Linked DNA regions of Mus musculus: region 2 is linked to region 1. The links are chromatin loops, found by intact Hi-C in ENCODE. Cell type or tissue: left cerebral cortex. All regions are shown on one strand. Each heading gives the region's core, and the rest is flanking DNA. Links, peaks and the distances in the headings are about the cores only.

What was found. A loop is a pair of places that touch in the nucleus more often than their neighbours do. Peaks named below come from ENCODE experiments on the same cell type or tissue, not always from the same donor. Only the 100,000 strongest peaks of a DNase experiment are listed, where the experiment ranks them.
Region 2: it touches region 1 in a loop (2.9-fold over the local background); 5 of 42 quality-filtered maps call a loop at or near these places.

Annotation. Positions count from the first base shown.
Region 1 is chr10:127,073,780-127,086,041 of GRCm38, forward strand. It overlaps Agap2 (ArfGAP with GTPase domain, ankyrin repeat and PH domain 2), which reads left to right and starts at 5,128. Exons shown (of 19, transcript NM_001033263.5): 1 at 5,128-6,992; 2 at 8,585-8,643; 3 at 9,187-9,274; 4 at 9,429-9,514; 5 at 9,652-9,799; 6 at 11,334-11,468; 7 at 11,772-11,881. The coding sequence starts at 5,843. In left cerebral cortex, for the core only: CTCF peaks have their summits at 6,062, 7,585 and 9,959; DNase peaks (open chromatin) are centred at 2,536, 3,936, 4,484, 5,041 and 9 more places; H3K4me3 peaks cover 5,087 bases; H3K27ac peaks cover 6,988 bases.
Region 2 is chr10:127,168,144-127,180,405 of GRCm38, forward strand. It overlaps B4galnt1 (beta-1,4-N-acetyl-galactosaminyl transferase 1), which reads left to right. Exons shown (of 11, transcript NM_008080.5): 7 at 1,601-1,699; 8 at 1,835-2,025; 9 at 2,448-2,588; 10 at 2,776-3,016; 11 at 3,473-4,197. The coding sequence ends at 3,690. Slc26a10 (solute carrier family 26, member 10) reads right to left here. Exons shown (of 18, transcript NM_177615.4): 1 at 12,088-12,262; 2 at 11,482-11,592; 3 at 10,586-10,743; 4 at 10,200-10,364; 5 at 9,795-9,947; 6 at 8,944-9,026; 7 at 8,664-8,811; 8 at 8,429-8,542; 9 at 6,842-6,919; 10 at 6,663-6,758; 11 at 6,141-6,247; 12 at 5,956-6,025; 13 at 5,766-5,882; 14 at 5,662-5,665; 4 more. The coding sequence ends at 4,395. Among named protein-coding and RNA genes, the nearest start is that of Slc26a10, 6.3 kb to the right of the region's middle. In left cerebral cortex, for the core only: CTCF peaks have their summits at 2,038 and 3,021 (motif pointing left); DNase peaks (open chromatin) are centred at 2,058, 2,845 and 3,000; H3K4me3 peaks cover 457 bases.

The DNA of each region.
Region 1 (12,262 bases), core at 2,220-10,219:
ACAAAGGCACACGTGTACATGTACTCCCATGCACACATCCTGTGAACGGTAGTTTTAGCTGTCTTGTCACAGTTTAGAATCATTTGGGAAGAGGGTCTCCGTTGGATTGGGCTATGGGCCTGTCTTCATTAATTAATATGGGAAGAAGCAGTCCACTGTGAGTGTCCCCACTCCCTAGGCAGGAAGTCACGAACTGTATAAGAGCATATATGTATATATACATTCAGCTCCCTCTGCTCTTGATTAAGAATTGTAAGCTGAAACAAACTCTTTTTGACTAAGTTGCTTTTTGACAGAGTATTGTATCACAGTAAGAGAAATGAAACCAGAACACATGGGATCACACATGCCTCTGAACACCATACACACATACACATGCCAAGAATAATACTTACTGGGCCAAACTACCCATTACCCATGACTCCAAACTTGCGTTATCTCTGTTTTCTCCACCAATTGCTCATTCTTCTTCTATTTCAGGTCACAAATGGAGGGCAGAGCAATGGTACTGAGTTATGAGTTGGCAAGTACCTCACTATGTGTGTCTCAAATTACAAGTATAATTAGATTTTTGTTCACCTTTGACTGGCCTTTCTGAACAATAATTTCCACTTCTTCATATTAGTGATAAATGATCCCACCCTTTGGGCTTGTTGTGAATATATATGAAAGTATGCTGTAAATGATTACATGTTATACGTGCTAATTACTGTGCTAGAAACTGAACTTGGAGCATAGAGTTTTGTCAGGTTATAGGTTTTTTTCTCCCCTATAACCCACTCACCCCATAACTACTTGGATCTTTTATGGTTATAGTGAGTAGCTGACTAAGGGAAGCCTTTAGAAATGTGTAGAGAGACAGGTAACTCAGCCTTATCTTTAATGGCTGAGATATTTCTCCAGCACATGTAGGCCTCTGTGGTGACAGACCAAGTAATTGTATATGGATTTCTGTGGTTTTCTTTTTAAAAGATTTATTTATTTATTTATTTATTTATTTATTATATGTAAGTATACTATAGCTGTCTTCAGACACTTTTTCTTCTCTCTCTGGCCCCACTCACTCTGGCCCAAAGATTTACTTACACCGTCGCTGTCTTCAGACACCCCAGAAGAGGGCATCAGATCTCATTACGGGTGATTGTGAACCACCATGTGGTTGCTGTGATTTGAACTCAGGACCTTTAGAAGAGCAGACAGTGCTCTTAACCACCGAGCCATCTCTCCAGCCTTGATTTCTGTGTTTCTCTAAGATAAATTTGCAAATCACCAAGAGTATGGATCCTACCTGAAATTCTACTGGCCACATTCTCCCAGAATCCACGGCCATCTTAATTTGCTACCTCCCACTGAGGCAGTGGGACTGCTTATTAAGGTTGCTCCATTCACCTGACTGAGCAATCATAACCGGGGCTGGCTGTCGGAGCTGAAGGGCCAACGCTAGAGGGGGCAGGAGGTGTAAGAGGTAGTGCAGTGTGGGTTGTGGGTTTGAAGCTCACCAGTCAGGAAGTGAGGCCGACAGACGGAAGGGCGGGCAGGGTCGAGGAGTTCTGGGGCACAGCAGAAGGGGCCTTCTGAAGTTTGGGGGTTGCAGGGTCATGGGCTTCAGAAGCAGAGGTGGTTGGTAGTCTGGCAAGGCAAGTCTGCGCAACATGCATGCCCAGAGGCAGTTGGCTATAGCCACAGTAAGAGCAGAAGTCAGGCGACATGAGGTGGCCAAGCAAGCTCTGAGCCGACTCAGGAAGCTGGCAGAGAGAGTGAGTGACCCCGAACTCCAAGCTGGCATCCAGGCCTCACTGGACAGCGTACGAGGTAAGAGATGCATCAGTCCCTAACTTGGCTGCTTTGGGGACCAGTACAGGGCATGGAAATGCTTAGCCGTGCGTGTCTTAACAGAGTTTCTGGCTGTTCAGGCATTGACTTCCTCGTTCCTGAGATGGAGCTGGGAATTGGGAAGAAGACATTAGGGGAGATGGGAAAAGACATGGGGGGGTATTATTATTCCTTTTCCCAAAGCCCAACTCTGAACAGAGTACGGGTCACTGTGGGACTGACCTTCTTGGCAGCAGAGAGTGGACACACACTGGGGAGACAGACCCGATAGATGGAGTCCCTGTCTGAGGAGTCTAGAACAGGAAGCTGTCGGGACAGAAGGTTCTGGGACTCGGTAACGTGTTCATTCCCAGGACCCACTAAAGATCAGTGACCTCTTGTTCTCCAGCTGTAGAGAAGCACACACACACACACACACATACACACACACACACACACACGGGGGGGGGGGGGGATACACCACAAAGGATGTCAGGTTCCCAGACACACTAACCCTTAAGACTCCACACTTTATACAGCCGCAGTGCAGCAAGGACCCCAGGACTTGCCTCAGTCCCCTCTCCTTCTGTCTCCCCTTCTTGTCTTCCCCTTGGGTTCCTTCCGTTCTACCTCCTTAGTGCCATTAGAGTAACTGATGACAACACTGGGAGGAAGTGCTGTCATGGCAACAGCATCCGCCACATCCTCCTGCCCACTGTAGCCTTGGATCCTGTGCTGGGGCCCTGGCAAGTCTGTTCTCCATCCATGAGGCCCAGCACTGAGGAACTGGGGGGCTGTTACACTCCATCCATTTCTGGATTCCCAAGAAGCTGGCTTTCTTGCTTGTGAATTATGTCAGGGAGAAACAAGCCCGTCCTCCATCAGACCCTGATCATTCCAGTTATCAGACCTCTCTGCTCCCAGCTACTTCTTTGGGAAGGGAGTGTCAAAACAAACAAACAAACACCTTCTGACACCAGGGCACAATTTGGAGGCAGGCATGATTGATTTAGGGTTTTAGTGGGATAGCTTCCACGCCTCTGTCTTCTCATTACCCTTCTGAAGTTAGCGTCTCTTTCAGCTCCAGAACACAAGCCTCTGACAGGAAATATACTTGCATCTTCCCGGATAGCCACAGTGATGAGAAAGGAAGTCCTAGGGAGGCTAGTCCACAGGACTGCCTAGTGGGGGAAACTCTAGATTTCACCTTTGTCTGGAACAGCATGGGGTTGGGACCAGGCAAAGGAATTCTCTTAGTCCTGGGGGGGGGGGGGCGGGGAGCTAGTGTGATGGGGCACCCCAGTGTCCCTAGCACCATAATCTCACAACCTTGGTTCTAGAGCAGCCTCGATTACAGAGCAAGTCCTAGACTCAGCTATCCAAAAGAAGAGAAAGAAAGGAAGGAAGAAAGAAAGTAGGGTAAGGAGAGAGTGGAGGCTGATAGACGTTTCTCTGTATCTTTGTGTGTGGTGTGTGTTGCTGGGGATAAAACCTAGGGCCCCCAGGCCTCCTATCGTGATAGGCAAGGGCTCTACCAGTCCGACACTATGGGTTTTTTTTGGGGGGGGGTTGTTGTTGTTGTTGTTTTTGTTTTGAGTCTGAATTTGGGTCCTGCTCTCTATCTCGGGCTCCCCTTGGACTCTCTGTGTAGCTCAGGCTGTCCTCAAACTTTGAGTCATCCTCCTGCCTCAGCTTCCTCAAAAGAGTGCACCACCTGGCAAAGCTGTGCTCTTCCTAAGTAATTTGTTCTCTTCTGAGACAGAATTCTTTTCACACTAAATATGAAGGCGAACTGAGACCACTCCACCCCCAAATACTAAAAAGCTAACAATTCTCATTTATGAAATTGTCTCCTTCATGGAAAAATTAGGGTGGGTCTCCTGCCCTGAGGATGTTTGATGGGCAATCCCTAAAAAAAAAAAAAAAAAAAAAAAAAAAACCATTGACCTCAAAGATGGGATCTGGGAGAGAGTGGGAATGAGTCTCTGTAGAACAAAAGGACTCCTGGCATCCCGGTTCAGCCCCCAACCCTTACCCCCTACCAGGCCGAAGAACACGGTGCTGGCTCCTGCCTCCAAGAGCCGCCCACGGCAGCACTTATTATAGTCTGGGCTGCGTCAAGAGGGTGGGACGCCAAATCAAAGTACCGCGGAGACTCTCCAGATCCCGGGCAGGGGTCTCCAAGGCTTCAGGGAGATCTTCCTTCCTTCCAGCATCTCTCCTCCCTCCATGGGGTCTCAGTCTCTCTTCTGCAAGGGCTTAACTGTTCATATTTCTCTGCCCCTCTGGAGGACAAAGCCTTGAACTCTAAAGCCCCCAAAGGGGTGGGGACACAGCACAAATGGTGTCCATTCGCTCTGCCTCCCCCCACCCCCATCACACACACACACACACACACCTGCTGTAAGAACCGGGCTACATAGACCTCAGGACACTGAATGGAAACACCTAAAAGGCTGGCTCCCGCTGGCTCAGCTGAGGGGGTTCCTTGTGTCCAGGGAGCAAAATCCGCCCCCCCCCCCGCAGGTGGGTATCCAGGTGTGAGAGTAAGGCCTTCACTAACCAGCATCCCCTGATTGGTCTCCCACCCATCCTACACACTGATCCCTCCTCTCCGCTTATCCCTGCTGCTGCTTCGGAGGCACTCTTGGAGCTACGGTTGCTATGGAGACTAGATGCATTTTGGAATAGGGGGGGTGTCAGTCGGTAGATGTATTTCTTCCACCTTGAGCTGGGCCTTTGACTCATGCTGCTGATTGGGCTCAGAAGCCCTCAAGCTTCTCCCCTCCAGAGGCAAACCCCCTCCCCCTCCCTACCCTTCTAAGTTCCTTGTTTGTCCCCATCCCTGGGGACACTTTCCAAGTTCACTTTGGGACAATGAGTTCAAGGCGCAGTGCAAGTACTCAGTATAGGGTGGGAGCGGGGTGGGAGAGGGAGCTGGGTGATGAGAAGGGAGACTCACCCAGGTACCCTGCGAGGGGAAGGGGAAAGGCCCTGGGAAGGGATAGCCCATTTCAGCTTCCCCAGAATTGACGGGGACAAAGAGTTCTCTCTGTTCCTGTACCTGTCCAGCCAATAGTTCAGTTTTTTTTACCTTTGTCCCTAAATGTCACAGTCCACATTCGTGTCCCCTAATCATGGTGTGAGAAATGAGGGGGCTAGGTAGTTGGTGGAGGTGACTCCAAGTACCAGGAAATCCAGTCCAGGTTTTGGGAGGGAAATCCAGTCCTGGATTTTGTACCGCCCTAGCAGACAGCGGTGTTGGGGGGGGGGGGGAGGAGAGATGGGGTGGGGGGGCCCGCGGGCCGCCTCCTCCTCAATGTGAGGGGAGCGCCCGGACACAACGCGCATCCGGACCGAGCCGATCCCGGGCGAACCCCCCCCCCTACTCTTCTCCAGGATCCACGCCCCTCCCCTCCCAGACCCCAGACCCGTGGGTTCCTATCTCCTCCCGTTCCCTCTTTCCTCCCTCACCGCCTCCAATAGCTCCATCCCTAGCATCCTCCCCGTGCTCCTGCGAATCCCCCGCACAGACAGCCCCACTAGTCTCTACCCTCAAGACCCCCCTTTCCCACTGCATCTGCGGCCTCTGCCCATTGAGTCCGCATTCCCGCCCCTGCCTTCCCCTCACCCAAGCTTCTCCCCCAGGCCCCTGTCCCCCTTTCTACCCTCTTTCCCTTCATCCCCATTTGCCCCCACTACTGTCCTCTCCACCCTCCTCCGCCCATCTCAACGCCCCCACCCAGACCGGGGTGCACGATCCGGCGCGCCTCCCTGGAGCAGCACCAAGGTCCCGGGGCTCCAAGGGGGTGGGGGCGCAGGGCGGGGAGCATGGGGAGGGGGCGCCCCATGTGATGGGAGGGGGGCGCAAGAGGAGGCGGCGGAGGCGGCGGCGACAGCGGAGCCGGGCCGGGGGCTCAGAGGGGTCCGGGGGCTGGGGGCAGCGAGCAGGGCGGCCCCATGGCCGGGCCCCCCTGAGGCATACCCGGGGAGTCCCCTCCCCTCCCCAGCTCGGGGGTCTCCGGGCCCCATGAGCCGGGGCGCGGGCGCGCTTCAGCGCCGGACAACGACCTACCTCATCTCGCTGACCCTGGTCAAGCTCGAGTCGGTACCTCCGCCGCCGCCTTCTCCATCTGCAGCCGCAGCCGGCGCCCCCGGGGCCAGAGGCTCCGAGCCCCGAGATCCTGGCAGCCCCCGAGGCTCGGAGGAACCCGGCAAGAAGCGGCACGAGCGTCTCTTCCACCGGCAGGATGCGCTGTGGATCAGTACCAGCAGCGCAGGCACCGGGGGTGCGGAGCCCCCCGCGCTGTCCCCGGCTCCGGCCAGTCCGGCTCGCCCGGTCTCCCCGGCTCCGGGCCGCCGACTGTCCCTATGGGCCGCCCCTCCGGGACCCCCGCTCTCCGGGGGGCTGAGCCCGGACTCCAAGCCGGGAGGCGCCCCCTCTTCCTCCCGGCGCCCTCTACTCAGCAGCCCGAGCTGGGGGGGTCCGGAACCTGAAGGCCGGACGGGTGGCGGAGTCCCGGGCTCGTCCTCCCCGCATCCTGGCACCGGTAGCCGAAGGCTCAAGGTGGCGCCTCCTCCACCTGCTCCCAAGCCTTTCAAGACCGTGACCACTAGTGGAGCCAAAGCCGGCGGGGGCAAGGGCGCAGGCAGCCGCCTGTCATGGCCCGAAAGCGAGGGCAAACCCAGGGTCAAGGGGTCAAAGAGCACCGCCGGGACTGGAGCTTCTGCCGCTGCGGCCGGCGGGGGAGGGAGCGCTGCAGTCACGACCTCTGGTGGGGTCGGGGCTGGGGCTGGAACCAGAGGGAAGTTGTCCCCTCGGAAAGGCAAGAGTAAGACCTTGGACAATAGTGACTTACACCCAGGACCCAGTGCCGGCTCTCCTCCGCTCACCGTGCCAGCAATCCCAGTTCCAGCCACTTCTGTCACTGCCACCTCCACGCAGCCCCTCGGGCCTGCACCCCCTATCACTCTGGAGCCACCAGCTCCAGGGCTGAAAAGGGGCCGGGAGGGCGGCCGAGCGTCCACTCGTGACCGCAAGATGCTCAAGTTTATCAGCGGTATCTTCACCAAGAGCACAGGAGGGCCTCCTGGTCCAGGGCCCCTTCCCGGACCCCAAGGCTTGTCTTCCAGCAGCGGGTCCAGGGAGCTGCTGGGAGCAGAACTACGCACCTCCCCTAGTGAGTAGGGAGGGTCAGGGCCTGAGACACCTGATTGCTTACTTGGGATGAGGGGACACTGTGTAAGAATGAGGGGTGCCTTGCTCTTGGGTGGATGGAGGAGGCAGGCTCCTCTACCAAAGGATGGGGCCAAGGATAGGAAGAGGTCCTGAAGCCAGGAGACTGAGATGGGTGTTTTCCGAGCGAGTCTGTGCTTTCCTGGAGATGATGGCCTTGTTGATGCCAACTGTAGGAAATCCTCCCACAGAAGCCTCAGGCCCCAATCCCAGCTCTGGTTGGATTCTGCAAACAAGGCGATAGGAGCTTTGCTTGTGTTGGAGGGACGTTGGAGGTGCAGGGATTGTGGAAGCCTCAGTTTCCCCTGAGTAACAGGCACAGGTGGTGTGGCAGTGACCTTGCTGGCAGCTCCTCGCCAGAGACAGGTCTCCTGGGTTGACAGCGGGCTGGTTGCTTTTCCACGCACTGAAGGTGGATTGGGCGGTTCTTGAGCGAGCGTGGGCTGGAACGTGCAGATTTAAATGTGAACTGAGAGGGGGCAGATAGGAAGCCTGGCTTCCCGCACTACCCACCCCCGCCCCACAGCGGCGCCGAAACCCGCCCGGGGCTGACCCCGGTGTGAGGCAGGGGGCAGAACTGCTGCTAAGACAATTCTTATCCCGGGAGACTTGGGAGGCCATACAAAGAGGTCGCCTTATTTATTTAATTTTCCTCCCGTGGGGTGCCTTTATTATTATTTTCTAACTGGTAGAGACAGGCGCGTTGGGAGAGGGGGTGCGACCGACGACTCGGTTCCGCTCACATTCCCCGGAGGGGAGGCGGGTCTGGAAGCGGGGGCGGCCCCGGGGGGTTTGGCTTCTGAGCGGGTGGGAGCAGATGGCTCCGGATCCCCGAGTTCCCGCCGCAGCTGCGGCGCCCCGGGAACGTCCGGCCAGTGTCAGGCGCGGGGGCTGGACCCGGCGGGTGCAAGGAGAATCTTTTCTCCCCAGGCCTGTGGTTTCTCTCTCTGCTTGAGAATGGCGCTTTACCCCCATCGTTCTTTCGGAGGCCATGGAGGTCTAGGCAGAGGAAAACCTAAGTTTTGTCTCCCTTGGGCAATGGACAGGGGTTAGAACTACTTGTACCACTGACCTTGAAAAAGGGCAGGAAAGCCCTCACCTATCTTGTGTGAAACGGAGATGTAAGAAGACCCATTCCATTCTAGGACCCAGGCCTTCCCTCTTGGATCTGCTCCAAGAATGTTGCGGGGGGGGGAGAGTGAGGGGGGACTCTATTCTCTGTAGTGTAGGGAAACCATTGCTAGTAAAGTCTTAGTCGGGTCTGGGGCAAGGACCCACGTTTGGGGATGTGTTTAAGGGAGATGCCAACTGAAGTATTTTTGTCTTGCTAGCTCTGTTGCTAAGCAACCACTGAGTGGTGGCAACAGCTGTGGGGAGAGCGGCTGGGATGGGAGGACTGGGGACCACTCAGACCTGAGCCACTGCAGGCAGGGTCCTCACTCAGGGTTAGGTGAGCCCCTCAGTAAAGAGAGTGGCAGGGGACAGGAGTCCTCCTAGCCCAGACTCTCCCTTCTTACTGTAGCTTTCCCTTTCCAGAGGCTGTGGTTAATAGCCAGGAATGGACTTTGAGCCGATCAATTCCCGAACTGCGCCTGGTAGGTAGCCCAGTCTCTTGGCTTGCATGCAGGGAAGGCTTACATCTCCCAGGAACTCTTAATTCTCTTGCTTTGCTTCGCCTTGTTCCTCTCCATGAAACCAAGAACTCTTTGAGTTTAGCATCAGAGCAGTATTGAGGGATCTGCTCCATACATATTCACAGCTTCTCTAAGTCACTTTCAGTTTGTCCCAGCTTCTCATTTCTAGCTTAAAAAACAAAACAAACAAACAAACAAAACCTCTTGGTGTTCTGTTGCCAAGAACTGGGCAAATGCAGTTAACGCCTAGACCTAAGCCTTGCTGCACAAACATGTTTAATGTGTGATTAAGCAACACACACAGCAAACTAGGCATTGCTCAGTTTGTGGTCTGCTTCAGCTGTGGAACCATTTCTTACCATGGCATGCCCTACCCTTCTCAGTTGACTGGAAGCTCTGAAGGTCCTTTGATGGCTTGACACTGCCCAGTCCCTGGTCATGAACAGACCCAGCATCTTACCCTTTGGTAACTCCTACTGTCTCTGTGCCACGTCTCTCCTCTAGGGTGTGCTGGGTGATGTCAGGAGTGGGAAGTCGTCCCTCATCCATAGATTCCTCACGGGTTCATACCAGGTGCTGGAGAAGATTGAGAGTAAGTCTTCAGGAGCCACAGTAAGCTAAGGCTGGGAGCTAGTGCCTGGGCAGGTACCATGATGGCACTCAAGGCCCAAGCAAGAGCTAAAGTTAAGGGGCTGTGAGGAGGTCTGGTGAGCTGCCCTCTGACCCATTAAACTTCTTCTGGGCAGGTGAGCAGTACAAGAAGGAGATGCTAGTGGATGGGCAGACCCATCTGGTGCTGATCCGGGAGGAAGCAGGGGCACCCGATGCCAAGGTGAGGCAGTGGCGACAGCAGGCTGCCTAGGGTCGGTATTCAGAAGCACTCATTCCCTGGCTTGCTAGGAGATCCTGAATGGTACCCAGAGGGAGTGGGCCTGTGTGACCCCTGATTGCTTTCTCGTCCCCTGCAAGTTCTCAGGCTGGGCAGATGCTGTGATCTTCGTCTTCAGCCTGGAGGATGAGAGCAGCTTCCAGGCTGTGAGCCGTCTCCATGGGCAGCTGAGCTCCCTCCGGGGGGAGGGGCGAGGAGGTCTGGCCCTGGCTCTGGTTGGGACCCAAGGTAAGGAGAGGACGTGGAAGCCCTGCTTGTAGAGGAGGGTGAAGGGTAGATAAGTACTGCCCACCATGATTGATAATTTGGAAAGTGTCTGGCTGCCTATTTAGATTCCAGCATCCCTCTAGAGGGAGCCTGATGCCCAAATAAGGAAGTAATGAACAAACAAACTCCCCAAGGTCTGAGCAGAGAAGGGAGGACAGCCTGAGAGGGCAGGACAGCTGTAATGGCCATCTCTGTCCCCCTCTGGAAATGTTACCTACCCCTGTGTTCACATTGCCATTTCTGACACCACTACCATGGAACACACAGAAAATGTCAAGTCCTGGTGTGGATAGAAAGTCTTTCCCTTCAGCTGGGTCAGGCTGACACTGTTTAAAAGAAATTTCTCTGCAAACAAGGGACTATGGAGGAAACCAGGTAAGCAGAAGACTGAGTTCTCCTAGCAGGAGCTCAGAAGCACTTAGGCTGTCACTAGCCAGCTCTGCCCGGCTGGCAGGATGCTCCGTGTGGCCGCACATGCCACTGCAGGCACAGACCTCCACCTGTCTCTTGTCTCCTGGTTTCTGACTGGAGAAGGAACAGCCCACCTGTTACCTATAGGCGTTCACCTCTCATTGTTCTCCCTCCGGTTCAGGATGGATGTTTATCACCTGTGAGTCTCAGCTATCATCAGGACATTCCAACTCAACCTCTGGAGTTTTGCCTGGAAACACACACATACACACAGAGACATACACATACACATAAACAAACACACACACACACACACACATACCACACATAGGGGGGAGCAGACACACATACACACAAACAGAAACACACACACATACCTCACACATAGGTGGGGACAGACAGACATACACACACACACACACCACACATAGGGGGGAGCAGACACACATACACACAAACAGAAACACACACACATACCTCACACATAGGTGAGGACAGACAGACATACAAGTACACACACACACAAAAGGACAGAAAGACACACTCACATGGGGGGGACAGACAGACATACACATACACACAAATAGAAAGACACATGCACACACATACACACATACCACACACATGGGGGGAGACAGACAGATAGACAGACACATACACACAAACAGAAAGACACATGCACATACACATCACACACATGGGGGTGGAAGACAGGCAGACAGACATACACATACACACGAACAAAAAGACACACACACACCACACATGTGGCGGCCAGACAGCCATATACACATATATACAAACAGAAACACACACACACATACACAGAGAGAGACAGACAGACAGACAGATAGACCCACAAACAGACAGACAGGCATACACAGAGAGACAGAAACCAACCTAACTTGGGCTTGGCCCAGAACTCACAAAAGGGTATGGACACTAACAGTCCACTTGAGGACAGATCGTCTCCCACACTCTAGCTTTGGGAGGTCTAGCCTGGGCTCCACACAGGTGTCAGAGGGAATCATGAACAGAGAAGGAAGAGTACCTTGCCAGCCCTGCCCCTTTCCTGTCCTCCCAGACAGGATCAGTGCATCATCTCCTCGAGTGGTGGGTGATGCTCGAGCCAGGGCTCTGTGCACGGACATGAAGCGCTGTAGCTACTACGAGACCTGCGCAACCTATGGGCTCAATGTGGACCGGGTCTTCCAGGAGGGTGAGCAAGCATGGGAGTCTCAGCGTGTGATGGGCAAATCGAGAGAGCCTGTGATATCCTGGAGACCCAGTATCCAGTTCTGTGTTTCCCAGTGACAGGAAATTGGCCTCTGGGAGGGAGGAGGGGTCTGGGGACCTATAGAGAGCTGTATTAATTTACAGATGCTTTCTGGGCTGGAGAATCAGTCTAGGCATAGATAGGCTCTGGTGACGAGGAAGTCGGGGCGATTTTACGGCCGGGGTACTTCTCAGAGGTGGCTGTGGGGACCTGTCCAGTGATTCCTCCAATTCCCTGTCCCTTCAGTGGCCCAGAAGGTGGTGACCTTGCGCAAACAACAACAACTCCTGGCTGCTTGCAAATCCCTGCCTAGCTCGCCAAGCCATTCAGCTGCATCTACTCCTGTAGCTGGGCAGGTGAGCTGGGGTGTCTGGAACTGATACCAAATTCAGAAGTGAAGAAGTGGGTGGGATTAGAAAGTAATGTTGAGGGCTGGGTAAGAGCACACTGACTGCTCTTCCGAAGGTCCTGAGTTCAAATCCCAGCCATCACACGGTGGCTCACAACCACCGGTAATGAGATCTGACTCCCTCTTCTGGTGAATCTGAAGACAGCATCGGTGTGGTTAATAGTAAATAAATCTTTGGGCAGGGACTGAGCGAGTGGAGTTGAACAGAGCGAGTGAGGCTGACCAGAGAGAGCAGAGGTCCTAAAATTCAGTTCCCAACAACCACATGAAGGCTCACAACCATCTGTACAAATACAGTGTACTCACATACATAAAAGAAATAATCTTT
Region 2 (12,262 bases), core at 1-8,000, 92 kb after region 1:
TTTCTAGCCCAACACTTACCTTGCCAAGCTCCCTCACCCTTCCTCCTTTTTTTCTCCAAAACTGGCTTTTCTGAACCTGCGCCTACCTTAGGGCCTTTGCATCTGCCGTTTTCAGGAATGTTTTTGCCTAAGTTTGTTTGTTTGCTTTCAAGGTTGGCTCCCTCTTGATGTTTACATCTGGGCTCAGACGTCTCCTGTTTGCTTGAAACAATGTCCCTTGCCTCCGCTTTTACACTAGACGTTTCTTATTTACTCAGCCTAAGCTTTGACGTTGTAAAATATGGACAATTTACTTTTCTGTGCCTAAGCTTAGTTTCCTGCAATAGTTTATCTAGTAAGATTACCATGAAGATTAAATGGCTTCATCTATTTAGAACACATTTTCAATTTTTTTGTTTTGTTTTGTTTTGTTTTGAAAACCATCTCATTTATTTAGCTCTGTCTGGCTTCAGACTCACTATTCAGCAGAGCCTGATTCCTGCTCCTTGGTGTTGCTACCTCCCAAATCCCAGGATTACAGATGTATGCCACCACACCCAATTTACAGAAAAATTTAAATCTGTGCAGCACAGAGGAAAGTATAGTGATCCATGCCTGTAATGTTCGTACTTGGGAAGCCATAGGAGGAGGAGAGAAATTTCAAGGGTAGCCTAGGCTACATAGCAAGAGCGTGCATGTGTGTGTGTGTGTGTGTGTGTGTGTGTGTGTGTGTGTGAGGCATGTAGTAAATGCTCAGTAAAGATTAACTTGTTCTGTTTTGTTTTTCGAGACAGGGTCTCTCTGTGTAGCCCTGGCTGTCCTGGAACTCACTCTGTAGACCAGGCTGGCCTCGAACTCAGAAATCCACCTGCCTCTGCCTCCCAAGTGCTGGGATTAAAGGCGTGCGCCACCACTGCCCGGCTGTAAAGATTAACTTTTTTAAAAAGTTATCTTTTATCTATGTGTGGTGATGTTTATCTATATAATCCTAGCACTTAGGAAACTGAGACAGGTAGAATTGCCTTAGTGTTGGAACAAGCCTGGGTTATATGCAATAAGTACCAAACCAGCCAGGGCTACAAAGCAAGACCCAGACTCGAGAAACCAAAGTGGGGTGGGAGGCGTCGAGAATCTCATTGTCTTTGTTCCACCTCCTAAGCTGTAAGGTTTCTGGGCAGAAGCTGTAGCTCAACGGATACCATGCTATACCTAGCATGCACAAGACCAGGGGTTGAGTTCCCAGCACTGCACAGATGCTGGCACCCCTACATGATGTCTCTCCTTAGGAGACATCTGTAGATAATAACACCTGCAATCGCACTCAATAGGCACAGGCAGGAGGTTCCAAAAATTTAAGGTCATCCTCCGCAACCATGGTGCTGGGAGGAGAGCTGGGTGTTCCCAGCTGGGCGGTAGAGTGCTTGCCAAGCACGTGTTAGTCTCTAAGTTCAATTCCTAATACCACAAAACAACATGCAAGCTCCACAGAAGTCAGAACGGTATGATCTTGCCCACCAAGGCCTGAAAAGGCAGAACACAGATTAAGAGTTTAAATACTGGCCGCTGAAAGGAGAGTGCTCTTCTAGCCTTAAGGGCCCAATTCCACCTCCTTTCTTCCCAGTCCGGTTCTCCACCAAGGGACATGAAGTTGCCTTCACCATCCTCGTAAGACACCCTCCCAACCCCCGGCTGTACCCACCATCATCCCTACCCCAAGGAGGTGAGGCTGAGGCTCCAGGGATTAGGAAAGTAAAGAGGGGGTTGGCCCTGGGGGTGGGGGTGGGGCTGCTTTCCCACTCTTTCTCCCCCCACCCCCGCCCGCCCCCTCACACTGGCCAATACACCTTGCTTTCAGCCGAGTACAACATCAGTGCTCTGGTTACCATTGCCACCAAGACTTTTCTTCGTTATGATCGACTACGGACACTCATTGCCAGCATCCGACGCTTTTACCCTACGGTCACCATAGTCATCGCTGACGACAGTGACAAACCGGAGCGCATTAGCGACCCACACGTGGAGCACTACTTCATGCCCTTCGGCAAGGTGCGCTGCCCGCAAAGCAGAGCGGGGGCGCCAGAGGACTCTGGGAAGGGGGCGTGCCTCAGCCAACAGCTTCCAGGGTGCTGATTAAGGACCACTTCCCTCAAACAAATGTGTGCCTATCACAAGGGCTTCGGAATCAGGAATCCTGCCTATCTTATTCGTTCCGCATTCTTGAAATGGTGCTTAATACCTATAGCAATACAATGGATGTATGCACGAAGCAATGAAATACAAGACCCTTCCCCCAAAGGGCTCAAAATGTCTAGGAAAAGGGTTGGGACCCTCTGGGAAGTTTTAAACCTAGTTTCCGGTCATCGGAAAGCTCTAAGAAGTCTAGAGCAGGACACAGGCTGTTTTGAGTGCGGGGAGAGGGAAAAAGATGTCAGGCTTTTTCTGTTCCCAACCATATACAACTCTTCTAGGGTTGGTTCGCAGGTCGGAACCTGGCGGTGTCCCAAGTAACCACCAAATACGTGCTGTGGGTGGACGACGACTTTGTCTTCACGGCGCGCACGCGGCTGGAGAAGCTTGTGGACGTGCTCGAGAAGACGCCCCTGGACCTGGTAGGGGAGGAGAGCCGGATGTGGGGTGGGAGACGGGAGAGCGGGACGTCCAAAGGTGAAGCGAGTCTGGGGGGTAGTGTGGGCCCTGTGTGTTTCGATAGGGCGAGGGTGGGGCAGGGGCGCGGGGAGGAAGCGTTCTACTCTCGGGGACCTGGTCTTAGCTGGAGCATCCTCTCGCCTCCTGCAGGTAGGGGGCGCGGTGCGGGAGATCTCGGGCTACGCTACCACCTACCGGCAGCTGCTGAGTGTGGAGCCGGGCGCCCCAGGCCTTGGGAACTGCTTCCGGCAAAAGCAGGGCTTCCACCACGAGCTCGTTGGCTTCCCAAGTTGTGTGGTCACAGACGGCGTGGTCAACTTCTTCCTGGCGCGCACAGACAAAGTGCGCCAAGTGGGCTTTGACCCACGCCTCAACCGGGTGGCACATCTGGGTGAGCGGCGCCCCCTCCTGGCAGTGCGTAGGAATGGGAAGGACCAGGCGCGGTTCTGCCACTTGAACCCTCCCACCACCCTCTGCGCTTTCCCTAGAGCAGTTTAGAGAGGCTGACAAAGGTCTGCACTTGAAACCTCCACTTCCTTCTGCCGGACATCCCACTTAACACCTCACACAGCGCAGGTGCCGGTCAGCCTTGAACTTCCTCTCCACTGCAAAGGTTACCTTTCTGCCAGCTGCTTCCCCAGTTCAGACCCTACTCAGAGGGAGTGAACTGGTATTTATTGAAATGAACCCCACACGAGAGTAAATCAGAGCAAAAGAAGCTAGAGTGTCCTCAGCAACATAGTTTTTCCTTAGCTGCCCTCTGAGCCCTGTATTTCAGTTCAGCGTAAGGATTGCCGTCTCTCCCCTCAGGAGCTTTTAACCGTTGCTCTCCCCACCCTCACCCCAGAATTCTTCCTGGATGGACTTGGTTTCCTTCGTGTTGGCTCCTGCTCTGATGTTGTTGTGGATCATGCATCGAAGGTGAAGCTGCCGTGGACAGCAAAAGACCCAGGAGCTGAAACTTATGCCCGTTACCGGTACCCGGGATCACTGGACCAAAGTCAAGTGGCCAAACATCGCCTACTCTTCTTCAAACACCGGCTACAGTGCATGACCGCCGAGTGACGTCTGATTTGGGCCTTCACACTGTCAGGCTGGGCCTGCCTCCTTGTTCCTTCCAGGATTATCCACCACCACCTCCATCCCTGTGCACCCCACTGATGAACACCCTGGCTTCCCGATCCTCTCCACCAATCTGATTCCTAACAGGGGCTTGTCCTGGTGACACCCTTCCTTTCTGTGAGCGACCAGAGGCCCGATGGAGCCATATCCTCTTCCCCCCACAGCCAGTGCCAAGTCCTCCCACAACCCCATTCCTATGGGGCAGGAAATGGGGAGGTTCACTTTCCAAGTGCCAAAGAGCCCAGAAGGACTCTAAGACCCTCAAGTGGAAACACTCTCACCTCCCGAGGTGGGCAGGGAAACTCCCAATTTGCAACCCCAGGGACATGCACCCCACCCCAGCTCTGGATCCAGCACCGTGTGTACCGGCTCCCACATACCCCCACAGAAAGCACTGTGACTGTAGTTCTGTGGGGCTGGTGAACACACGGTGAAAGCCATTTTTACTTGTGTCTCTGTGGTACTTTGGGTGTGGCGGGGCTTGTGGGGGGATGGGAGAGCTCCACGTGTAGATGCCGAGACCCACTCCACGGGCTTCTGGTATTCTCGGCTTCATTTTATTGGTTGCATTGGGGTGGGGGGAGCTCAAGGACCGTGGCCTTCCTCACACGCGGACTGTTGGGCCCTCTCACACTCTAAGTGCATGGTCAGACCCACACCGTGCAAATCTTTGGGCCAGTAGGTTTCTGGAGAAGAAAAGTGGACAGTTAGGGAATATTGGGTACCATATTCCCTGAGACCTACCAGTAATCTGGTAGCATGTCACCCCTTTGGAAACCTTAGTTCAGTTCTCCACCCTTGGTAAAGGGTGCCCCAGACTCTTTTTTTTTAATATTTATTTTTATTATTGTATATTATTAATATAATATATAATATTATTCTACTGTAGTTGACTTCAGTCACACCAGAGGATGGCATCAGATCTCATTATGGGTGGTTGTGAGCCACCATGTGGTTGCTGGGACTTGAACTGGGGACCTTTGGAAGAGCAGTCAGTGCTCTTACCCGCTGAGCCATCTCACCAGCCTGCCCCAGACTCTTGAACTTGGCTAGGTTGTTTGTTTGTTTGTTTGTTTGTTTGTTTGTTGGATGGATGGATAGATTGGTTCATTTGGGTTTTGAGGTAGGGTCTCTCTATGTAGCTCTGACTGCCCTAGACCAGGCTGGTCTCAGACTCATAGAAATGCTCCTGCCTCTGCCTCCCATGTGCTGGGGGATCACAGATGTGCCTGCCCCTGCCCTCCAATCTACTAGGCAGCTTCTCTCTACTTCCCCCTTGATCTTCCTCAGTCCCTTCTCTGAATCCCTGTCCCCAGGTCCTCATCTATTCCATACTCTAGCCCAGCACCTCCTGGCTCCCACTCTTGATGCTCCTCCCCCTTACCAGCCTCTCCAGTGCATGTGCAGCAGCATCCTGGACACTCACAAAGAGTTGTTCTGGAGACACGCTATCCAGGAGTCTCGCCCGGGTCAAGGTCTCGAGCACCAAGGCTGTGTGGGAAAAGTGTCAGGGGCTGGGGCCTCTACATCCACCCTACAAGTGTCCAGTCAGTCCTCCACCTCCCAACCCTCTATTCTTCACTCCACGAACCATTACACTGAGCCAAGAGAAGGTAGATCCCATCGTCCTGGCACCGCCTGGTGAGCTGCAGGAATCAAAGAGGGGTTAAACCCAAATCGAGGGTGCAAGAGGGATGACTGGGAGCTTTTCCTGAGTTTGACCACTCCCTCACCTGGACCACTTCCCGGGCCCCTGCAGCATCTACAAAAGTGATACCACTGAAGTCTAGGATCGCCACTCTGACAGGCTCAGCACCTAAGGAGGGAGGAAGCAGATGTGCCAGCCAACTCCGTGGTTCATGACCGAATCTCTCTCCCTCTGTCAGCCCACCTCACCTTTGTCAGGTACACTACCTGGCTGTAAACAAAGACAACAAGATCACATAAGTGCCATCCTCAGAACCCACTGGCCTCCCAAACCCAGAGGGTCCACGTTCCTCCTCCACCAAAATCCTCACCTTGATTCTTTCTCCAAGCCCCAGATGCCACTCCAAGATTCGGTGGAACTGCCCACGGGTTGCAAAGTAGAGGGGTGCTGGATAACTCAGGATACAAAGACCTGGAACTTGGAGGAGCTAAGGGGTAAGACTGTTAGAAACGGCCTGTCTGATCACTCCTGCCTTCTTAGGCTATATACAGCCCACCCACCTTACGGCTCTCTCTGATTGGCCTGTAGAGCTCCGTCCCCTCAGCCAATCCAAGCTCCAGGCACTGCACCCTAGGAAAGAAGCTCAAGTCAGAGTCCCAGCCTCAGCCTGGCCTGGTCTAGCCTGGCTGTAGTCACCACAGGGTACCTATCCCCCTTCCCTCATTTGGTGCCCATCTCTGCTCACCTCTGAGTTCTGCAGACCACTGTCATCATGGAGACGACCACACCCACAGCCAGGCCCAGGTCCACATTCAGGGTCACGACAGCCACCCACGTGACTATCCACACAGCCTGAGGGACATGGATATGGGTGGATTCTCCAGAAGGAACGGAGGTTCAAGGACAAATATGAGCAAGGGAAAGGAAGCGTGGTGGACAGACGAGTTCACTTAAGCCTACACACCAAATATAACACCAGACCCTGGGCAACCCGGGAGTCTGGATTGGGGGTGTAGTTCAGTGGTAGGGAACTCTCCTAATATTTATGAGGTTCTGGGTTCAATCTTCAGAACCCACTCCAAAATACCTCCAAACAAACACGCAGGCATGGCGAATCACATCCCACCCTCTCCTTTCCCCCAATGTATGTATGAGGTCTGTATGTTGGAGGTTGCACGGATTAAAGAATTTAGGGTGGTCAACTTTGGTCCATGGCAAAACCGGGGCGCTTGGGGGGTTAGCAACCTGGCATATTGCCATTTCTCACAAAGTCCACATGGCTGATGTGCCAGAGCTGCGGAAGTTCTTGCATCTGGAAGAACATCTGGCGCATGCTGGAGATATTGATGCAAGCCAGGACAGCCTTGAGATGGAGAAGATAGGCCTTTGTCAGGACAAAGGTTCCACTCACACACGCAGCGAGCGTGCACCTCTTTCCCACCCTACCTTGGGCAGGTAGTAGAAGAAGGGCCTCAGCCACAGCAGCGCTGCCAGGACCACTGCGCAGGAGAAGAGGCCTGCCAGCTGCAGGAAGGAAAGACAGAGACAAGACAGGGAGACTCCTCCACCCCGACCCGAGTGGGAGCTTCTCTCCCTGGCCGACTAGCCTGTCTCATCTTCTTCAAAACTCTCCCTCCTCCCCCAGAAAAGTCTCCTTCCTCCCAAAACTCCATCAACACAGAAAATGCCCTTCTCACCCCGTTCTTGATGTTCTGCCAATCACACTTAACCCCTCCCCCCAGCTAAATGTCTATCACTTGCCAGTCCCTCCCAGATGTGCACAGTTCAACCTCCCCATTCTTATAGCCCATCGCCATCTGCAAAGGTCTTTTGGTACTGATGCTTTGAGAAGCAGGCTAGCCATCTGTGTAGGATATAGCAGGGAAAACAAAACATATAAAGGTAGGAGTGGTATGTAACCATTCTTTCTTTTTGTTTACTGTTGTGGTTTGGTTGTTTTGGTTTTTGGGTTTTTAAAAGGTTTATTTATTTTATGTACATGACTACACTGTCGCTGTCTTCAGACACACCAGAAGAGGGCATCTGGCAGGGAAATGGTGGTGTACACCTTTTATCCCAACACTTGGGAGGCAGAGGCAGGTGGATTTCTGAGTTCAAAGCCAGCCTGGTCTACAGAGTGAGTTCCAGGACATCCAGAGCTACACAGAGAAACCCTGTCTCGAAACAAACAAATAAACAAACAAAGAGGGCATCAGATCCCATTACAGATGGTTGTGAGCCACCATGTGGTTGCTGGGAATTGAACTCAGGACCTCTGGAAAAGTGGCCAGTGCTCTTAACTGCTGAGCCATCTCTCCAACCCGAAGGTTTTGGTTTTATTTTGTTTTGATTTGTTTTGTTTTGTTTTTGAGATCCTTATGAGAACCATCAGAATTATTTTATCTCCTACATTTATAGGTATGTGTGTGTGTGTTTGAATGTGCGTAGAAGCACAAGTGTGTGCAGGGACAACATACCTGTGTCCCAGTTCTTGTAGAATTCCACACTGGGCCTCCTCCCCCATCACCTTATTCATCGAGGCAGGATCTCTCAGCTGAACCCAAAGCTCTTGGGTTCCTGCCCCCATCCCTGCCTTCTAGACAGGTCACCATACCCATGGACCTGGAGGCTTGAACCCCTGTGCTAATGCTTCTGCTTTAACCACTGAGCCATCTCCACAGAATGGTGGCAGTCCCCTTTCCACAGTCACTATGTGCCCCAGCCTGCCTTGAGCCCCAGACAATCCTCTGCTCTGTCAGCCTTCCTAGTTCCAGAACTCTGGGTATGTAATACAACACCTTGATGTTACTGTTTTTATTTTTAATCAGGTCTGAGGCATTGTAGCTTTTGCTTACGGCCAACAGAGGTCCTCATGGAGTTCCGTTATTGTCTAACCCTCCTCTTCATAATCCCATTACCATCCTGGAATATGTAGATGCTAAATCCTGGGTTATCCACCTGTTCCCCACTCTCTCCTGCCACCCCTGTTGAATGTCCCATCCTTTCTCCTCATCCTCTCAAGGATACCCTTACCTGTGTATTCCCACCAGCATCCACTAATAAGCTGGTTGTAGCCAGTGTGGCCGAGTTGGGAAAGCAAGAGAAGAGAGAAGAAATGAGGTTGGAGACACCGTGGGCCAGGAGTTCCTAGAAGGACACAGCAGGATGAAGATGGGGAAGACGTAGGCACGGGGTGGGGTGGGGTGGGGAGGAGTGAGGCTAAGGGGCTTAACTCTGAAAAGGGATGACATTCACAATTAAGTCACACCTGATTGGGCTCAATAGTGTAGCTGTACTTGTCTGCATAGATGGAGGCCAGAGAGGTGGACACAGCAAAAGTCACCAACGAGATAGGCAGGGAGTCGGCCAGTATCCTGGGCAGCTCATCCAGGGTGGGGAGGAGGGGTTGGGGAAATCTAGGGAAGGAGAAAGCCAGGATAAGGGTGGGTCCGCCGCCGGTGCTACAGGGAACAGAGGAGACAGGAAACAGGAAGGGGCGGGGCAGGGGAGGGGTATCTTGGGAGAGGTGGGCGAAGTCTTTCTCTTACCCTCCAGGCAATGGTCCCACTACCTGGACATTGTATCTTGTGTCCAGGGAAGAGGTGAAGCAGAGCACCGTAGCCAGAAGCACCTGAAAACGATCACACCTTTTGTTTCGTTTTGTTTGTTTTTGTGTGTGTGTTTGTGTTGGGTTTTTGTTTGTTTGTTTGTTTTGTTTTGTTTTTGAGACAGGCTGTCCTGGAACTCACTTTGTAGACTGGCCTCGAACTCAGAAATCCGCCTGCCTCACAAGTGCGTGTGCCACCACTGCCCGGTTTAGAAGAAAGAGGTTTAACATGAAAGAGAATCCCTTTGCGAGTGTGGGGGCCTCTCTAGAGTGTAGCAGCTGATGAGGCCACAGACTAACTCACCTACACTGAAGGAAGAGTCCGTGTTTGCCCGGAGAGAGGGACAAAGGATCTAAGAGGAGGTCCTTTGGGATTGATGGACACAAAAGACACACTTGAGCCAAGTGAGCCATTCTAAGCGGAGAGCACATGTGAGTTGCCTGTGGAAAGCTGTGGCATTCATTTACACTGGAGGAGTTATCTGGGCGGGCAGTGAAAGGAATTACAGTGAGGGTCCCCGAGGAGAGAAAAAGTGCAGTGGGAAGGAAGGAGAGGAGCAAAGAGAGGCCTGACGCTCGACTCCGGTAGTGGAACAGTTCAGGTGTGTGTATGTGTAGCGGGGGAGTTCGGATGGCTCAACTGCTCTGGAAAGATGCTTGGAAAAGTACGCGTCACCGTGATCTCTCGCTTGTGACTCCTGAGATTTCCACAAGGGGGCGACAGCCTCTAGATCTCACTGGATGGGGAGGATCCGGATACAGCGGGGTCCAGGGATCTAGAGCCGCCCTCACCATGACAACTTCTCCTGGGATTGGAGTAAGTAGCCTGTCCCGGAATCGCACGTTTAGTTCCTTGACTGGCACTAGCAACACCAGGCTGAGCGCCGAGATGGTCACTTCTGCAGGACTGCTCTGGGACAGGGCGCTGAGCACCGCGGCCAGCGTCTGCGGGCAGGGACAGTGTGCAAAGGCCGGGTACCAGCGTTAACTGACCCCGAGAGACTCAATACCAACCCACTAGGCCGGGGCAAAACTCTCTTTCCAGAGGCCATCAAGGCTTCTACGTCCCCAGCGCTCTCACGCAGCGCCATAGTTCCTTGCATTCATTCCTTGTTGCCTATCTTAACCCCTTCACCCACCGTCCCTATCGAGCCACCCTTTCCCGTGACATCTAGAAACCTCTTTCCCCACCCCCACCTTGAAGAGAGAAAAGCAGCCGATCTGGCGTGGGAGAGACAATCCCAAGAGGCTTGGCAGCTGGGACACCAGCACGTGCAGCGCGGCCCCGCTGGTCAGCGCCTTGATCACAGGCTCCGATAGAAAGGTGGACAGGACACCAAGCTGCAGCACGAACATCCCCAGCTGTAGAGAAGGCGGCGACAGGTGGGGTCGGGGCGTGGTGCGAAACCTCCAACAGACCAGCCCGCACAGTGCACCAGCTTCCCCACGATATATCTGCCACTCCGGACTGGAAGCCAAGTTCAATGGTGTTTTTATCCTCCCCTCTATCCTCTGGCACAATTGTGTTGGTCCTTTTCGGTGGATTCATCTAAGGTCCTCACCCGGGTCGAGTCCTCGCTTACCATTAGCGCCCCACTCCCGAAGGCCACAGCGGCTGCCGCCCCAACTCTCCGAGCTTCCAGTTGCTCCCTTTCGATTCCACTGAGGTTCCCCGCGAGGGGTTCGGGCACCACCCTCTCGACTACAGAACCGGTCATTAGACTGAGTACTGCGAAAGTTCCTGCAGTCATGGGCCAAATGCAGAGATTAGCATTCGTGCAGCCTGGGGCAGAGCAGCAGCCGTGACTCGCACAGTTCTGGAGTCTCACATGCGTCCCATCCGCTCTCTTAGAAGACCTTAGGATCACGAGCTGGTGCAGCAGCCAGGAACCGATGCGGAAGAGCGCACCCATGGAACCAGTGGGCAAGGAGAAAAGAGTGTACCCACTGGCAAAAAAAAAAAAAAAAAAAAAAAAAAAAAAAAAAAAGTGCCCCTTCCTCACGCTCTCACTGGACCGTGAGCCACTGTGCACCTCTTTCCCTTCAAGGTCATGGTCCCTTCAAGTTGTTTCTTTTAACCAAATGTCACAGGGGACAAGGAGATCCTTGTAAACTGTCGCCTCTATACCCACTCCAACAAGCCTAGGGAGGCGACAGAGTTCTGTGCAAAGGGGGTGGAAATGGGTTGTGGATCCCAAGAGAGGTGGCAAGTAGGAGAGGGAAGGGGGCAGAGGGGAATACAGCCCCAAAGCTTCCAAGTAGCAGCCTTGCTAAGGTGTGTTTGACCCCTGCTTTTAATCCCAGCACGCAAGTGGCAGAGGCAGGATCTCTGAGTTTAAGACCACCTGGTCTGTGGGGAGCTTCAGACCAGCTAAGACTATAAAATGAGACCCTATCTCAAGGGATGAGGGTATGCCTCAAGTCCCTGTCTATTTTCATCCCAAAGAGAAGCAAAGTCATGAGCAGTGTGGCCACTCACCAGTGGACAGGTGTCTCCCAGTGCCCAGTAAACTGTAGATGAGAACAGGAAAGAAAGACGTGTAGAGTCCGAACACCGGGGGCACCGAGGTCAGGAGGGCAAAAGCCATGCCTGGTAGAAAAGTAGAAGGAATCGGGGTGGGGTGGGGTGGGGATGGGATGAGGGTGGGGATGGTGGGGTGCACAACCTCCAGATACTGCCCTTCCCAACACTCTTGGGTTGACACCAGATACTATCAATCATGGCCCCGGAGGGAACGGAAAGGTTAATTAATGGGCCTCAGTGGGAGGTCGTGAGGCTGACAAGGTCACAGATCCTTGCCCACGTCCTGGGTGGCAGGTTTTGTGCCTCTCTACAATTCTCTGAGGCAGAACAGAGTCCAGTATATCTCGCAGAATTGCACAGATGTGGAGGGATGGGGGTGGGGAATTATGATGGAGTCCCTTAGTCCTCTCAAACCGAACCTCAAGCTCCTCCTCTCTGATCCTCCCCCATGCAGGGACACAAGTCCTCCACATCACTGCTGGACTCTCAGCTTCCCAGGGCCCTGCCCTGAAAGCCCCCCATAACTTGGAATTCCAACGGGCTGAAGTTGGGGACTCTTACCCTGGGGCACGTGCACAACGCCCACGGTTACTCCAGCCACAGCATCTCCGAGCAGCCAGGCTCGCCAGCGGTATTGGGGCAGCCAACGCAGCGGGGGCAGCCGTGCCAGCAGCACGCGCCACGCCCCCGGCCCAGAACAGGCGCTGGCTCGCCTCCTCCGCAGCCTGCACAAGCA